Linked DNA regions of Mus musculus: region 2 is linked to region 1. Evidence: chromatin loops called from intact Hi-C (ENCODE). Cell type or tissue: left cerebral cortex. All regions are shown on one strand.

The links. Hi-C counts contacts between places; a loop is a spot of excess contacts. Peaks named below come from ENCODE experiments on the same cell type or tissue, not always from the same donor. Only the 100,000 strongest peaks of a DNase experiment are listed, where the experiment ranks them.
Region 2: it touches region 1 in a loop (1.8-fold over the local background); 2 of 42 quality-filtered maps call a loop at or near these places.

Annotation. Positions count from the first base shown.
Region 1 is chr7:114,181,500-114,183,999 of GRCm38, forward strand. No RefSeq gene overlaps it. Among named protein-coding and RNA genes, the nearest start is that of Rras2, 65 kb to the left of the region's middle. In left cerebral cortex, a CTCF peak has its summit at 1,202; DNase peaks (open chromatin) are centred at 210, 1,268, 1,482 and 1,590; H3K27ac peaks cover 1,208 bases.
Region 2 is chr7:114,078,038-114,080,537 of GRCm38, forward strand. The region is part of intron 1 of Rras2 (related RAS viral (r-ras) oncogene 2); the gene reads right to left. Among named protein-coding and RNA genes, the nearest start is that of Rras2, 38 kb to the right of the region's middle. In left cerebral cortex, a CTCF peak has its summit at 1,060 (motif pointing left); no DNase peak of the experiment used is centred here.

The DNA of each region.
Region 1 (2,500 bases):
TCTCTGACTCCTGAGCACACAAATGCCAAGCTCACGAGTCATCTGTTTTGCCAAAATTCTGTTCCGATTTGATAAACTCTAGCCAGGCCAGCTCACTCAGCATGATTCAGCCAGAGAGAATAGCAAGGCCACATGCCCGGCATGCCGACCAGCTGAGCTCAGGCAGGATGGGTGGTGTTCAGGAACCTCAGCCTGACAGATGGCTCCACTCGGCTGTCTTCATGGGCCTGGTGCCAGGTGCTGCAATCACTCTCTGCAGGAGGGAGTTGTGGGAGCCTAGTTCTGTGAGTATCACATGTATGGGTTTATGGGTATGCGTGTGTACTTAGGAGCGAGGGTGTTTGTGATTCACATGCTCACTTGGGTGTTTGTGTATGTTTATCTATGTGTGCATGCCTGGTTGTGTGTCTCTTGTGTGTACATTCAGAGGTCTGTGTATGTTCAAGTTTCAAATCTGCATTCATTCTGGTTGTGTGTGCTCACACAATGAAAGAGGAAGACAGAGATGTGGGGGAAGAGAGAAGAAGGGGTGGCTTTTGAGTATCCCCACTTGCAGGGAAAGCTGCTACATGCCCCTTCACTCATATCTGTCCTCATTAGCCAGCAGCAGCAGCAGCAGCAACAACAACAACAGGAACAGAAACAGTAGCAATAGCAACAACATAAACAGCAGCAGCAACAAGAGCATGCAGCAATAACAGGAGCAACAGCAACAACAATAGCAGCAGCAACCACAACATGCAGTAATAAGAGCAACAGCATGCAGCAATAACAGGAGCAGCAGCAAAAACAGAAAGCATGCAGCAACAGCATCAGCAACAACAGCATGCTGTAACAGCAGCAGCAGCAGCAACGTACAGCAATAACAGGAGCAGCAACAACAACTCCATGCAGCAACAGCAGCAAAAACAGCAGCAGCAGCAGCAGCCGCCGCTGCCGTAGCAGTAATCATCCCATCCCATTGTGAAATGTAGGCTGAAATGGATGAATTTCAGATTTCTAAACATAGCTTCTTGACAATGTTTACCCATAAGGTAGAGATCTTAACTGTCTATGAATTTAGGGTTCCTTTAAACCTCTGGTTCCTTTAATAACCTCAGACATATCATTTCACATACATTTTCATGGAACTCACAAGGTACTCTCCAAACCCTAGCTATGAGTTTTTGGTTAAGAAAACTAAACATTTGCACGGCATGTAGGGAGAGCCACCTAGAGACCTGCTTAGGGAGTCCACAGGAGAATTGGATGTAGATACATTGTAATAAATAGAGTGCTGCAGTGAGTTCAGGGACAGATTGATGGAGAAACTGCTAGAGGGGGTCCAGGAATGATCCACCAATCCACAGAAGAGGCAGACACTCAGGCAAGGCATAGAAATGTGAGAGGCAATTGCGAAATCACGAAGATGGGGAAGGACATAAAAAGCAGAAAGGATGCTCTGTGTGGTCTGAAAGAGAGTCTTGGAGCAGCCCTGGAGGGCCTGATGAATAACTAGACAAAAGGTTCTGGTGTTGTATGAGCAAGGAATAGTCCGACTTAATGAGTGATTTGCAGAAATCAAAATACACCTAGCATTTGCCCAGAGAGCAAATAGAAATCTGTTGCAATAGTCCCTTTGAGAAGCCGGGCATGGTGGTGCACGCCTTTAATCCCAGCACTCGGGAGGCAGAGACAGGCGGATTTCTGAGTTGGAGGCCAGCCTGATCTACAAAGTGAGTTCCAGGACAGCCAGGGATACACAGAGAAACCCTGTCTCGACATCCCCCCCCTCAAAAAAAAAAAAAAAAAAAGTCCCTTTGAGAGAAAATGAAGATGTGAGCAACACTATGTGGGGAAACTAGAGGAGAGCTTGCACTAAAGATATTTAGCAGATATATCAGTCAGGAATCAGGATCTGCGCCTGGGAAGCAGAAAGGAAGAGGGTTGGTTTTTGAATTTTAGCTTGACAGAAAGATATACGTTTGTGCCGTTTGCTGAGCCAGACCCACAGCACTATGGTGATAGCCTCTGGGAAGGACAGGGATTAGGGATACAATATGAGCCATCCAAGGAGAGATTTACACTAAGCAATTTGCTATGTAGATGTGGAATGCTGGGAAGAGAGATTCGGAAACAGATCTGTGAGTCACGAGAGATGGACGATAAATGAAGCCATGGGTGGTGGCTGAGATCAGTAAGGGAGAGAGAAGATGTCACAGAGCAGGGCAAGGAAAGAAGTCAGGATGTAAGGGTGAAGGAGCCAGTGAGAGGATCCTTGCGATTTGGAAGGACTAGAATAGATTCAGAAGAGAACTGATTCCTGGAAGCTAAAAGTGCACAGAATGTTAAGAATGAGGAAATGGTCATTAGTGTCAAAGGCTAAAGTAAGATCAAGTAGGCTGAGGAATGGTGCAAAGCAGAATGGGAGGGGCTTTTTTAATGCTCTTTATTGACACCGTGACCCCAGCATCCCTGAACCACTCCAGGGAGTCGGCACCAAATTTGAACAATGGGAGGG
Region 2 (2,500 bases), 100 kb before region 1:
TTCAAGTTTTTGAAATTTGTTTCTCTTTTGAAAAGAGAAACAAGGGTTTTGAAAGACCCAGATACATTAAACTCAACAAAAGCTAGATCCAGTCCCTCTCTTTGCTTTTAGCTGTAAGAGAAGAATTTGTTCTTTCTGATCAAGGTTTTGCCTACCTCTATGGTACTGTGATGTATTTAGCTAATACAATGTGTCAAAAATAATGTTAGGTTTTAAGAAAAGTTTTGCTACAAGTTGAATCTCTGCTATGTCTTAGCTGTAGGGTTTACAGTCAACCCCAGATCCCTATAGATACACCAAGGTTAATTGCTTGCAAAGTTAAAATGATAATTACTCGCCAAAGTTTGTAATAAAGACTGAAATGCAACATGGGAAAATTCTCTAGCCTTGCAATACCATGCACCCCTCTCTAGGTTTTGCACAGTAAATACTGGAAGGAGTACAGCCTCCACTGGGTCATCAGACCAGGTCATCTCACTCAAAAGCTACATGGCCAGGAGAATGTTTCTTTCTTTTTTTTTTTTTTCCTTCCATTTTTTTATTAGGTATTTTCTTCATTTACATTTCCAATGTTATCCCAAAAATCCCCCCTCCCCTCCCCTCCCCCTCCCGTCCCCTCCCTCAGAGAATGTTTCTTCATCTTTTGAAACTTAATTTCCTTACCATTAAAATGCATATAGCCATTCATATTTGAAAAGTCCATATTGTAACATACTTGCTATATTGGCTTGGCTCAAAATATAAATTCAAAACTTGGCTCTTGTCCCTTCCACACATAGAAAGGAAGGAAGGCTGCTTTATCTGCAGGTAGATGGCCAACTCACACAGAGCTGTAACCTTTGCCACCTATCCAATGTCCTAAATCCCAATTTCTTTTCCTAACTCTTCTAGAACAGAGAAAAGTCTGTAGATATAAAACCAGGAGCTCATGTAAACAAAAAACAAAAACAAAAACAAAACAAAAAACAAAAAAAAACTCTACTGTTCTTCCAGAGGTCCTGAGTTCAATTCCCAGAAACCACATAGTGACTCACAACTATCTGTAATGGGATCTGATGCCCTCTTCTGGTGTGTCTGAAGATAGCAACAGTGTACTCACATAAAATTAATTTAAAACAAAACAAAACTTTATGTGAATCTGTCAGAGTCACCAGCTCTTACCAATAAGGAAGCTATACCTGCCAAACACACTGTACTTGAGCTGGGGTTCAAAGCCTGGCTTCTCACCCCGCTTACAAGTTCTCAGAAGGACCTCCATCAACAAATAAACATTGATAAATAAATCAATAGGGATGTGGACTCTGAAGAAAAAAAGGAGACTGTCAGTGTCATGTGGACAGGAGAACAGAACACAATGACCAAAGAAGACTTCACTGATCATGACACAGATGAGAGAAGCGGAGATGGCGAGAAGGCGAGAGCCATGCAGCTTCTAAAGAGAAGATCCAGGGGGAACTAACAGTGAAACCCTGTGGGGCTGGAGGAGCAACAGGAAGTGGCCACATAGAAAGCAAGACTAGCCCCTGAGGTCACTAGGAGGCAGGCTCCTCCTGTGGGCCACAGTGAGGACTCTGGAATGTATTCAAAGAGTGAAACCACTGGCATTTGAAGCTGGCACCTACCTGAGAAACTTTTGATAAATCATGAAGAGCAATGGTTTGCCCTGGGATGGTGGCTGTACCAGCGACAAGAAGTAGCCAGATCTGTGTGTGGAGAGGCCAGTAGGTGACAAATCGGATGTTGACTCAGGGTCTGTCAGAGGGACTTGATGGTACGAGGACTTCACCGCTAACTGGAAGAATGGCACTCTCATCTATGGAGCCTCCCCAGGCAGCAGGAGGGAGAAGACTGAGAACTAAGAGGGACCCATGCTCTGTTGTCACACTTCCTGCATGTCTGTTTCGCGGCATAATGGAGGGAAGCATAACACTGGAAGCAAGGTCCTAGGATCAGACGATCAGACAGAGGGAAGTAGGGGTGGTGTCCAGGACTGGAGGGTGGGGAAAATGCCCATGGGGGCGGGGTGATGAAAATTGAAAAATTGTTGGAAAAGAACAAAGAAAATGGTAGCCAGGAGATGGAAATGGCTCAGCTGGTAAAGGTGCCAGCCGCCAAACCTGAGGAGCCATGATTGACTCTCTAAACCCATGTGGTGGAAGGAGAGACCCATCAGCTTAGACGATAGCGAGCTGTCTCTAACCGCCACAAGTATGTTATGGCCTATGTGTGTACTTGCACACACAGCTAAGTAATCACATGTAATAAAAAGTTTTTAAGGAAAAAAGTCAGGCAGTCAGAAGGAGAAAGTAGTTTACAAAGTTGGCAAAGATAAACAGGTGTCAGTGGTAGACATGGCATTGAGAACAGCAACAACAAAGAGTGCTTCCGTGTCCTCCAGCGTGGACCAGGCTCTGCTCTATCTTAAACACACAGACAAGGCAACTGGAAGAAAGAGATTACCAAAATGGCTGTGTAACCTGCTTATATAGCAGGCGGAAAG